2 separate regions of the Homo sapiens genome follow, and region 1 is linked to region 2. A link is a contact called in ENCODE Hi-C or POLR2A ChIA-PET data. All regions are on one chromosome and are shown on one strand. The core of a region is the stretch at or near the end of the contact, and the rest is flanking DNA. Distances in the headings are between cores, read along the strand shown.

Region 1 (7,008 bases), core at 4,276-6,775, 35 kb after region 2:
AATACATATGCAGAAGTCCAGAAAAGACATAATACAGAGTGGGTTAGAGAGGCTATCAGAATGATTGATGAGGGTGTTCTCCTGTACAATGCCAGTCCATGAACACTGGAAAGGTAACTGTTTTTTTTTCTAATGCAATGAAACCAACACAAAGAATTAAGGAAAATAGAGAATCAGTGAAACATGGCCCAAACAAAGGAAGAAGATAAATCTCTGGAAACCAACCCCAGTGAAACAGAGGTATAGGAATTATTTGAAAGAGAATGCAAAACAACTATCATGAAGATGTTCAACGAACTCAGGAGAACAATGCATGAACAAAGTAAGAATTTCAATAAAAATATACAAAACATTTTTAAAAATATGCCAAGAAACTGGATAACCTAGAACAAAATATATAATTCCTAGAAGTATACAATCTACCAAGACTGAATCATCAAGGAATAGAAAATCCGGGGGGGGAACACACAACCTGGTAAGACCTACAACAAGATTCCATCAGTAATCAAAAACATCCCAACAAAAAAACAGCCCAGGACCAGATGGCTTCTTTAGTTGAGTCCTACCAGGTACTTAAAGACAAAGTAACACTAATCCTTCTTAAACGCTTTCAAAAAAATTAAAGACGAAAACATTTATTTGGAAGGAACTTCCAAACTTATTCTATGAGGCCAGCATTACCCTAATGCCAAAGCCAAAGACATGACAAGAAGAGAAACGACAGGCCAATATCCCTGATGAGCAGACGCAAAAATCTTCAATGAAACAATGGAAAACAGAATTTAACGGCACGTTGAAAGAATCACATACTATGACCAAGTGGAACAAAATAGAAAGCCCAGAAATAAAACTACACATACATGGTCAACTGATCTTCGAAAAGAGAGACAACACTACACAGTGGGGAAACTGACAGTTTCCTCAACAAATGGTGCTGGAAAAACTAGATATTCACATGAGAAAGAATGAAAGTAACTCATCTTCACTATACACAAAAATCAACTCAAAATAGATTAAAGACTTAGACAAGTCAAAATAGATTAAAGAATTAGACATAAGATTTGAAACCACAAAACTCCTAGAAGACAACCTAAGTTTCTTGAAATTGGTCTTAGCAGTGATTTCTTGTCTAAGACACCAAAAGCACAAAACAAGAGCAAAACAGACCAATGGGACTACATCAAACTAAAAAGCTTCTGCACAGCAAGGGAAGCACACAACAGAATGAAAAGCAACCTACAGAATTGGAGAAAATATTTGCATACTACATACAGTCACGTATACTTAATGATAGGGATACATTCTGAGAACTGCATCATTAGGCAATTTCATAGCTGTGTGAACTTCACAGAATATACTTACACAAATCTAGATGTTATATAGCCTACTACATACCTCGGCTATATGTATAAGCCTATTGCTCTAGGCTAAAAACCTGTACAGCATGTTACTGTACTGAATACCAAAGGCAACTGGAATACAATGGTAAGTATTTGGGTATCTAAAGTTATCTAAACATTGAAAAGGTACAGTAAAAATTCAGTATTGGCCAGGTGCGGTGGCTCACGCCTGTAATCCCAGCATTTTGGGAGGCTGAGGTGGGTGGATCACAAGGTCAGGAGACCGAGACCATCCTGGCTAACACGGTGAAACCCCGTCTCTACTAAAAAAATGCAAAAAATTTGCCGGGCGTGGTGGCGGGCGCCTGTAGTCCCAGCTACTTGGGAGGCTGAGGCAGGAGAATGGCGTGAACCCGGAGGTTCTTATGGGACCACTGTCATATATGTGGTCCGTTGCTGACTGAAATGTGGCATAGGACTGTATCTGATCAGGGTTAATATCCAAAATATATAAGAAACCCCTACAATTCAACAGCAAAAAATCAACTAACTTGATTAAAAACTGGGCCAGGGACTGGAAGAGACATTTCTCAAAAGAGGGCTTCCAAATGGCTGACAGGTATATAAAAAAAATGCTCATCATCACTAATCATCAGAGAAATACAAACCAAAACCACAAGGTGTCACGTCACACCTGTTAGGATGGTCATTATCAAAAAACAAAAAATAACAAATGTGGGCAAAGAAAGAAATTGGAACCCCTGTGCATTGCTGGTGGAAATGTAAAATGGTGCAATCACTATGGAAAACAGTATGAAAGCTCCTCAAAAAAATTAAAAAATAACTACCATATAATCCAGTAATCCCACTTCTGCATATATACCTAAAAGAAATGAAGCAGGATCTCAAAGAGAAATGTGCACTCCCATGTTCACTGCAACATTATTCACAACAGCCAAGGTATGGAAATAACCCGTGTCCACTGACAGATAAATGGATGAAGATAACATGTTACATATATACAATGGAACACTTGTCAACCTTAAAAAGGAAGGAAATTCTGACATGTGCTACAACTTAGATAAATCTTGAAGACATTATGCTAAGTGAAATAAGCAAGCCACAGGGGGACAAATGCTGCATGATTCCACTTATATGAGTTATCTAAAATAGAACTCAAAGGCAGAAATAGAATGATGGATGCCAGGCGCTGAGGGAGGGGGAAAGCAAGAGTTGCTATTCAACAGGTATAAAATTTCATTTAAATGAGATGAAAATGTTCTAGAGATCTGCTGTACAACATTGTGCTTATACGTAATAATACTGTAACGTACACTAAAGGAGTTAAGAGAGTAGATCTCATTGTTATGTTTTCTTACCACAAAAAAGCCTTATGTATACCTGGAAAATCTTGCACAGTGTTTTCACAGAGGAAAATATGAACAGATGGCTGAACTCAGTGCCACCAAATTACTATAGCAAACTTGCATTCCCATGAAGGGCACAATCAGGTTTCAATTAATCAGCCTTCTCTGCTTATAGCAGCTCATGGAGAGCTGAAGTACAAGGGAAGCCTTAAAGGCAAATAATTAGCAGAGGAAGACCTCAAGAGGGAGATGTGGGAACAGCAGAATATACCACAGAAAGCAAAGTGTTATGTAGATAGGTTCAAATCTGAATGGTAGAGTTCTCAATTATTTCAACACATAGAACAGCTAAGGAATTTGATACTGTACATGCTGTGTCAAAGATCATGTCAGTGGGAAATGAACAAAACATTTTTAGCAGCCAATTCAACACAATGAATCAGAATCAGACAAAATGCTTCCAAAAGGCTTCCTGAAAAAAAACAAAACAAAAACAAACAAACAAAAACTCTAAAATGACCTAATATTCAGAACATATCCAGAACTAGTTTCCATGAACTCAGGCCACAATTCTTTTTCTTTTCTTTTTTTTTTTTTTTTGAGATGGGGTCTCACTCTTTTGCCCAGGCTGGAGTGGCGTAATCTCAGCTCACTGCAACCTCTGCCTCCAGGGCTCAAGTGATCCTCCCACTTCACCTCCCAAGTAGCTGAGACTACAGGTGTATGCCACCATCTCCGGCTAATTTTTGTATGTTTTGTAGAGATGGGGTTTCACCACGTTGCCCAGGCTGGTCTCAAGCTCCTGACCTCAACTGATCCTCCTGCCTAGGCCTCCCAAAGTGCTGGGATTACAGGCATGAGCCACTATACCTGGCCCACAATCCTAACATAAGACTTCATGTGAAGCCTTCTAGATTAACTGTATGGAGGCAAACTAAAAGATTAAAAACATAAATATTAGAGGTACTAATTATAATCCTTACTATCTGAAGAAGGTAGTGACAAAAATATTATTAAATAGTAGGTAACAATTTAGATTTTGTTTTGGTCTACTATATTCCTTTCTCAATATTTTTCCTTATTATTTTTGCCAATATTAGATTAGAGTTAAATTTGCATTTCTTACAGACAAAAGAACTAGATGGTGGAGAGTACTGTATTTACTACCCAATTTAAACAAAAACATTCTGAAGTCTGACCATATAACTTTGAAAGGTGAAACATGTATAGACAGATGCAAAGAAAGGAAGATTCTTGAATGTTTGAACTCTATTAGTATTTCTATTCTTATCCTTTTCAACTATATAAACTATAGTTTTCAGGCCACTACTGAGTCAAATAAAGAGAATCTCCATGAACAGACGATTCATGACTTTCTATTTAGTCACCATATACATAATTTATGCACGTGAATTGAGTACCAACCTCATCTGAATCCAGAAGGGCTGGAAGTGCTCTGCAAAGAGAGAGAAATACTAAATTGAACAATGTAAAATAAAGCCATAAATGGTTCATAAAAGACAATGGAATAATGCAATTAAAAGCTTTATAATTATCTAAGATTTGCATTTTATTAATGGCCCTTTTAGGAAAAATAAACAGCAAATACAATAAGCAACAGTTACAGAAATTGTATAGAAAAAAAACGTATTTTGCAATGCAACAGGACCAATGTTTCATTAAAATTATAGCCCTGGAAAGGAACTAAAAATTTCAAAAGGAGTATCCCATTCATTTTAAGATATACTACATAGCTAAATCTTTCTAAGCAGAAATGTCATCTGAATGAATAAACCCAATTAATTTTGTTTGCGGATTATTCCTATTCTTTTAATTATTTTTCAGTATCTTGTATTTTCATGAGTATAACTTGCTCATTTAAAATAATAACAAAGTAGTACTAACTTTGAAATAGGATTCTTGTGGTAATCATTCAAAAACTTACACATCTGTCACAGAAGAAGGAACATTCTCTTCTACCCACTTCAAATCATCTTCCTGCTGGGAACATACAAATACCACTCATTACTAAAATGCACCACATAATACATCTCAAGTAAGGACATGAAGGTCTTAAAACTTGTCTTTCATAATTCTGTAGTCATACATTCACAAATGGGACTGCTGACAGAAAAGTCAAATATTTTAATTTTTAAAAACATTTTTAAAAATCCCTTTGACCAACATCTCCCCAGTTCTCCCATAGCCCCTGGTAACCAGCACTCAACCCTCTGCTTCTAGGAATTCAACTTTTTTAGATTCGACGTAAGTGAGATCATGTGGTATTTGTCTTTCTGTGCCTGGCTTATTTTGCTTAACATAGTATCTTCCAGGCTTCTTCACGCTGTTGCGAATGACAAGATTTCCTTCTCTTCTGAATCTAAATAGTATTCCATTGTATATCAAAATACACATTTTCCTTATCCATTCATCTACTGATGGACATGCAGGTTGATTCTGTATCTTGGCTACTGTGATTAATGCTGCAATGAACATGACAGTGCAAGTATCTCTTTAACATACTGATTTCATTTCCTTTAGGTATATACCCAGTGACATGAATCCTGGATCATAAGGTAGTTCTATTTTTAATTTTGAGGAAGCTCCATACTATTTTCCATAATGGCTATACTAACTCACATTCCTATCAACAGAGTACAAGGGTTCCCTTTTTTCCATGTCCTTGCCAACACTTGTTATTTCTTCATTTTGATAAATGCCATTCAAACAGGTGTGAGGTGTTATCTCACTGTGGTTTTCATTTGCATTTCCCTGAGGATTAGTAATGATAAAAATTTTTTCATATACTTGTTGGCCATTTGTAGGTGTTATGTTAAGAAATGTATATTCAGGTCCATTGCCCATTTTTAAACTGGGCTATTCGTTTTCTTGCTACTGAGTTCCTTATATAAATTGGGTATTAACCCCTTAACAGATGCAATGTTTGCAAATGTTTTCTCCCACTCTGTAGGTTGTCTTTTCACTTCGTTAATTGTTTCCTTTGCTGGGCAGAAGCTTTATAGTTTGATGTACTCTCACTTCTCTATTTTTGCTTTGTTCCCTGTGCTTTTGGGGTCATATACAAAAAAAAATCATTGCCAAGACCAATGTCACAGAATTTTCCTCCTGTTTTCTTCTAGTAGTTCTACTAAGGGTTGGAAGATGGGACAAAGAACAAAGACAAATGGAAAAGTCATACTTACTGCTTTGTTAACTTTACTATTTCCATTGGGTTCTTGTTTGGTACTTCTCATTTTCATTCCTTCTGTAGAAGAAAATAAATATACACTGTTTAACTTTGTGAACAGACCAACAATGTTGGCAAAACGGATTCAGAACTTTTTCTTTTTTTAAATTAAAAGCCCCAAAGTTACTTATCATAGTTTTATTTTAAGCTTCCTAATACTTGTGAAGTATACAACAGATGCTTCTCCATCTTTATATGTAAGCTGGGAAGTTCAAAGCAAAATTTTTAGCTCACTTCTAGCAAGTAAAATGGATACTTAATGTGCAATTACTTACTGAATTTACCATGCCTTCATCTTAAGATTCACACCCTTATTTTCTTAACCCTGACTTCATCCCACACCAAATATAGGAACAACACAGTTATAAAATAATAAACAATGTACTTACAGAAAAATAATATTTAAAGTACTAATAAGAGGTGAATTTTATTATTACCAAAGCTTTCTTTCAGCATAGGCTCCTTTTGTTCATCCTCCTCCTCTTCCTCAGACAATGGTGAAAAGGCAAACCTAACAGAACCAAAGTGAACAGAAGGAAAAAATTAGAAAACTTCAAAAACTGCTATACCAGTTGCATTTTACAAAACTAATTATTGAAACTGCAATTATAGTAATTCATTAAATCAGTTTAATAATAATATTTCTTCCCCTTCAGAAAGCTCTTTATTGCCTATATTAGCAAGGGAGAAGCAGGACAGTATCATATTTATGAGTGCAGGCTCAGCTGAATACTACCTGTGACATCAGACTAGTTACTTAATCTCTCTGTACCCAGTTTCCTCAACTGTAAATAAGGGGACAATAGAACATTACTCATAGGGGTGTTTTGTAAAAGTAAGTCGTTACAAATAAAGTGCTTAGAACAATACCTGTCACATTCAGTAGACAGTCAACAAATGTTCATTCATAAGGATATGTATCAAATAGAGTTAAGTAAATTCTCATCTAATTTAAAATCGCAGCCTTCAAATTGGGAGTTAAGAGAAGGGAGGCCTATTCCAGGTAATTTAATTTCAGTTTACAAGTGGGAAGCTCAGAAGATGAAGGTCTGAT
Region 2 (6,169 bases), core at 852-3,351:
TTTCTTTCTCCTTTTAAAATCTGTCCCACTTGAATACGTTCTCATTTAATTAAAAAGGTAATCTATAACAGAAACCCCTTTGGTTGTCATATCTTTTGTTGACAATAGAGATGGTCTGGATCTCTTTATATCTCCAAAAGTTGGGAGACTGGCTGGTGTACAGCAGGCATATAAATAATGACTGACCAGGATAATGATGCAATTATTCAGCAAGCATTTTCTTACACGCTCTGATGTTTCAGGCACTGTACTATGTAGTAAGGACTCAAAGTGGATCAAGACATGCATCCAGACCTCACAGAGCTCCTACAGGAACAGAGGAGACAGATCGCTCACGTGTGACAAGTTGCTGTGACAGAGATACCTGAAAGGGTTAGGGAAGCACCAAGAAGTGACTAATCCTGCCTGTGGGTCAAAGGAGACCTCACAGGGCAAGTGCCTCAAAACTTTCTTCAGCAGTAAGACACAGACATGGTTTTGAGAAGCACTGATGAAGGCCCCAGGCACTAACGAAGGTTGGAAGACAGGAACTCTCATCCTGGGAAATCAGAAACACGCTTGACTTTTACATGCCTCTTAAACTCATCTACCAAAGTTCCTCTTCTGAAGGGAAAACAAGGTCGCCTAGAACATCGGGAAAGCCTCTCATAAAGCTCCATAAGCCCCTCAAACTTGTGACTATCCATAATCCTGGGCCTTTTAAAATACTGACCTTTTGATTTCTCTTCCTTCTAGTCTACTTATCTCTAACCACAACCAGAACAATCACCCTAGAACATGATGTGTTTTTTGTTTTTTTTTTTGAGGCGGGAGTCTTGCTCTGTCACCCACGCTGGAGTGCAGTGGCACAATCTCGGCTCACCGCAACTTCCCCCTCCCTTCAAGCAGTTCTCCTGCCTCAACTTCCCAAGTAGCTGGGACCACAGGCACACACTGCCACACTCAGCTAGTTTTTTTTTTTTTTCGTGTTTGAGACGGGGTTTCACCATGTTGCCCAGGCTGATTGTGAACTCCTGAGCTTAGGCAATCTGCCTGCCTCAGCCTCCCAAAGTGCTAGGATTACAGGCGTGAGCCACTGTGCCCGGCCAGAACATGATGCTTTTATCAAGACATTCTACCATTCAGGAATCTACTGGCCTCCCAGACCTTCTCACGGACATCTACCAACTGGCCCTATTTCACTGCTCTGTAATTCAGACCACCTGTATCAAGTCAGGCTCTGTAATACCCTCTCCCAAATCGGCATGTCTTTCTTTGGACTTCTACTCATTTATTGGGCTTTCTGCCTAGATTGAATGGAAATTTTTCTTCAAGCCAGGTTCCAAACTCCCTGCCTGACCTAGTCCATAGTTCAGTCTTACCTATGTAATGAAACTTCTTCCTAATTAAACAACAAACTTCCCTTTCTCTGAACTACTGAATTTTAACTCATCCAATTTAACACCTTAAGCAGTGCCTTGTTTTGTCTCTTTATCCAAGACTGTAACCCTTGTCTCCAGAGACAGGGGTCTTTAAAGACAGAAAGCATGTCAGTACGTCCCACTTCACAGCAGTAACTATTTTAGTAATGCTCACTCTTCCGACTGAAAATAAAATGGGGCAAGAGTGGTTATATGCTTCCAGGCAATTCCATTGTGGAGAGCTGGGAACCTGAAGCAAGCATAAGAACAGAAGCACCTAATGCGTAGAATAGAGGCTGACACCAAAATCACCTAAATGTTGTCTGTGCCTCTAAGCTACAAAAAAAAAAAAAAAAAAAAAGCAACAATAGAAAAACCCTTCAACATGGAATTACTATATCAAAAACCCTTCAATATGGAATTACTCATACTATAGGAATACACAAGGAATTTCCACTAATTTCCAAATGTAGTCTATTTGGCAGAGGACACAATCAAAACTCTTAAAAAAAGGAGGAAGAAAAAAACTAAGAAGTAAAAGATAGCAGTAGATAATCACTTCCTAAAATAAACATTTCTGTTTATATGTTTTCCCCCTCTGGAGTAAAACTCAGCTTCTTGCAAGAACTAGACTATCCCATTTTTAATGACCCTAAAATGTCATCTACTTATAAGAAGGGGAACTGAAAGTGAATGACACAACGTAAACCAGTCTGCTAAAGCTACGAATGGGACTCCGTTCTGCAGGAATGGCACACAACCTCAACCCAAAGTGGGAAACAGCAGCTACTGTTGGTCTCACCCATGGCCACTGGTATGTCCGTCCAGTTCAGGGCACATTTCTGTGTGCAGATCCCTTCCTCATTGAGTACCACGGTGAGATCATCCTGGCCCACAGCCACTTTTCCATCTGCCAGAGGTGCAACTAAGGGCTCCAGCTGTTTTCCTGTTGGAAAGAGCTCTTTGATGGACCCCTTTCCATCCACCTATAGGAAGAAACAGAGTGAGTCACCTAGCATTCCCCAGCCAGAGGTAAGAACACAGGAAAAATCCAGATAGAACCCGAAACCTAGAGAAGCCAATAATATTCCTTGTTTGACATAAGAAAATGTTACAGAGTTTATTATAATAACCGTTGTTATCACAATGTAAAACCCGTTCTCTAATGCAAAGGAAAGCATCTAGCCTGGCAACTGACAATGCCAGGTGCTGGCAAGAATGCAGAGCAACTAGAACTCACATTCACTGCTGGTGGGAATGCAAAATGGTGCAGCTGTTTTGTTTGTTGGTTTCTTACAAAGTTTAAGATACACTTGCCATATGCCCCTTAAAGATACACTTACCATATGCCCCAGCAATCCCATTCCCAGGCATTTGCCCAGGAATGCCAATGTATGTTTACACAAACGCTTGTATGCAAATGTCTTAGATGCTTATTCAAAATTGCTAAAAATTGAAAACAACTTTTTTTTTTTTTTTTTTTGGAGACAGTCTTGCTCTGTCGCCCAGGCTGGAGTGCAGTGGCACAATCTCAGCTCACTGCAACCTCCGCCTCCTGGGTTCAAACAATCCTCCTGCCTCAGCCTCCTGAGTAGCTGGAACTACAGGCGTGTGCCACCACGCCAGGCTAATTTTTTTTTTTGTATTTTTAGTAGAGATGGGGTTTCACCGTGTTAGCCAGGATGGTCTCAATCTCCTGACCTCGTGATCCACCCGCCACGGCCTCCCAAAGTGCTGGGATTAAAGGTGTGAGCCACCGCGCCTGGCCAAAATCAACTTTGTCCATCAACTGATGAATGGATAAACAAACACCTTGCCATAGACTACTATTCAGCCATGAGAAAGAATAAACTATTAACACACACAACAACATGGATAAATCTCCAGTGCATTCTGCTAAGTGAAAGAAGCCAGACTCAAAAGCCTACATATTGTGTCATTCAATTTATATGACATTCTGGAAAAGGCAAAGCTATAGGAGATGAAGAACAGATGAGTGGTTACCAGAGGTCTAGGAACAGAAGGAGAGGCTGACTTCAATATGAGGGAATTTTGGGGGGTGATGGTAGTGTTGTGAATCTCGATTGTGGCATTAGTCACATAAATCTAAGCATTTGTCAAAACACAGAACTGTACACCAAAAAGAATAAATTTTACTGTATGTAAATAAGTAATTTCTGAATAGCCTGGTCCTAAAGCAAGGTTTCCCACCCTGAAGGTGATGTCAGCATCCAAGGCAGTCAGAGAACTGAGAGCCTTAAGTCCAGCTTTTGCTCAGTTCCCTTATTCCTTGTGCGCTCTCTCACCATCTGTAGGCCTACTTGCTATTGAGTCAGTGGCACAGCAGTGACTCCTCCAGGAGTCTGCAACTCTGATGCTGATAAAATCAGGATATTCAAATGACACAAAGATGGAACAAATATATTAACAAGATAACAATGGGGCCAGGCATGGTGGCTGTAATCTCAGCACTTTGGGAGGCTGAGGCAGGAGGGCTGCTTGAGCCCAGGAGTTTAAGACCAGCCTATGCAACATATTGTGACCCCATCTCTACAAAAATACAAAAAAAAAAAAAATACAAAAATTAGCTGAGCATGGTGGTAGGCATCTGGGCTACCTGGGAGGCTGAGGTGGGAGGACTGCTTGAGCCCAGGAGACGGAGGCTGCAGTGAGCCAAGATCCTGCCACTGCACTCCCGCCTGGGTGACAGAGGGGTACCCTGTCTCAAATAAAATAAAATAACCAATGAAGAGCTCACCCAGTGGAAGGTAGAGAGAGAGGCTTCTAGAATTGCCATGTCTGAATTACAAGGGGTGTGAAGCTAAGAGATTTAGATTATTCAATGAAACGAACAGTGTGTCAATCTTTTCTACATATAGTATGCATATTGGAGAAAAACAACGTCATGGATATTTACAACTTACGTTAAGAGAAAACACAGGTCATAAAACAATTGTATAGCATAGTATTTTTACCAATAGGATGGAAGTTCATATACCAAGAAGTTGGCAGTGACTATTTCTGAGTGGGGGGACTATGGTTGATTTGCACTTCCTTTATCTCCTTATCTATATTTTCTGTAATAAACACGTGTAAAAACACGTGGCTTTTGAAATTTAAAAAAATAGTGAGAATCACTTTTAGTACAAACATACAAAAAGATTTGACGGCAGGAGAGGAAACTCAAAGTCTTAAAAATACTTAAGTTTATACTAAAATTAGTTTAAAATTCCTAAGCACTGAAGCCTTAGGATAGCAGTCCATGATGATCCACTGGACAGAGGCAAACAGCCTTCATTATCTGTCCCAATAGTAAAATACACACTGTGGATCATCATTACGTAAAGAACTGAGCGTTGACTCTTGGACTGACTTAAGTTACAAAGATATCCTATTTGTGAAAAATGCTGAGCATGAATGATAACTACACATACAAATAACAAATCCTGTTATGCCAAAAGCTCTACTTAAAGTGGTCGCTTGACCTGGAGTTTGGAGCAGATAATCATCTTCCCCAAGATAAACTAATGATATTTGCAAAATAATAAGATTTTACCCTTATTAGGTAGTAGTCTCTCTTGAAACCCACACAGATAGAATTTTCACACCACGCCATGGACTTGGGCACATCTGGCACACTAAAGTCCCCCTGAAAAAAGAGAGCAAGGATCTGAATGAAATAAATATTTTTTTAAAAAATCATGACTTTCCTGTTATTCTGCAACCTCCATTCTGCAAAACAACCCTCACCCTCATCGGGCACAATTCTACAGGCACAAGGCCAGGAAACTACCCTTAATAAAAATACAAGTCCATGAACTGGACAAAGTACATTTGGAAAAGGTGAAAACCCACTTTGAAATAAACCAATCTATAAAAACACTGTAGAATCATATTACAAGTAGGCATCAACAAGCTCTCATGCACTTCATACCAGAGTATTCATTTGCGTAGAATGACAAGACTGGAGTCCTGAACTTCACTAGAACCGAGCCACTGCAGCAGCTCCCACCCAACCATGGACCAAGGAACAGTGGACTTACCTGCAATTCATGAAATTCCCTGTCCTTCCAGAAATAGAGCTGCAGCTTCTTTTTTACTGCCACACACATCCGTAACACCTCCTCACCGGTCTCTGTGTGCTGGGAGGAGACATGCAGAGCAAATGAAAATACAATGACTCTCTCTAACTGAGTGATAACTAAATTAGAGATTGTCTACCTTGAAATTGCTACTACTCTGAAAATTCCCTGTAACACAGTCATCCTGCCAGGAAAGCTGAGCAGAACACCATTCTCTAAGATGCGCTAAGAAACAAGTGACTGAGGAACACTTCCTCCCGAAGGGTTGCCAGCCAAAGACCACAGCACCAGCAAATCACATGGACATTCACAATTCAGAGGAGAAAATCCTGGGGCAGTCCTTCCCCTATATAACTCCTCCCTCCTTTTTGCTCTTAAATGTTTCTTGCTCCTGGCTGTCAATGCATGCTGGGTTAAGGGTGACCATGTGCCAGTGACATCAAGCCCACTTTTAAGCCTTTAAAGAGCAAGGAAAAGAGTATTCCTAAGCATAAAATGATGCAGTGTCAATGTAGAACATAAATGCTAAAAAATGGTAAGTTGAGTAGAGAGAGGGGTGAGGCAGATTCTGAAGAATAAAAGAATGATAAATTGGCAAAAATAAAGAGCGATATCTTTTCTGAACAATGAAAAGTCCCTAATGACAAAGACCTCAGTGATCTGTTTAGAACAAGACTCCATTTAATG

Evidence for each region. Hi-C counts contacts between places; a loop is a spot of excess contacts on that map. ChIA-PET counts read pairs that join two places held with the same protein, here RNA polymerase II (POLR2A). Pooled maps may share reads with other maps.
Region 1: a map of IMR-90 shows a loop between it and region 2 (2.2-fold over the local background). The contact joins two enhancer-like sites. A Hi-C loop is called at or near these places in 4 of 168 maps with a recorded cell type or tissue (CD4-positive, alpha-beta T cell, IMR-90, OCI-LY7 and 1 more) and 7 of 50 pooled maps. POLR2A ChIA-PET finds 5 or more read pairs at or near these places in 1 of 52 experiments (GM12878).

The regions. Positions count from the first base shown.
Region 1 is chr15:42,213,671-42,220,678 of GRCh38, forward strand. It overlaps TMEM87A (transmembrane protein 87A), which reads right to left. Exons shown (of 20, transcript NM_015497.5): 16 at 6,392-6,465; 17 at 5,911-5,972; 18 at 4,653-4,708; 19 at 4,133-4,163. The region is part of intron 2 of VPS39-DT (VPS39 divergent transcript); the gene reads left to right. Among named protein-coding and RNA genes, the nearest start is that of VPS39-DT, 8.8 kb to the left of the region's middle. Within about 2 kb of position 5,526, at least 2 of the 41 ENCODE cell types and tissues checked have a DNase peak (open chromatin) inside an H3K27ac peak, as active enhancers do.
Region 2 is chr15:42,182,315-42,188,483 of GRCh38, forward strand. It overlaps VPS39 (VPS39 subunit of HOPS complex), which reads right to left. Exons shown (of 25, transcript NM_015289.5): 6 at 5,444-5,542; 7 at 4,957-5,049; 8 at 2,203-2,386. Among named protein-coding and RNA genes, the nearest start is that of MIR627, 14 kb to the right of the region's middle. Within about 2 kb of position 2,102, at least 2 of the 41 ENCODE cell types and tissues checked have a DNase peak (open chromatin) inside an H3K27ac peak, as active enhancers do.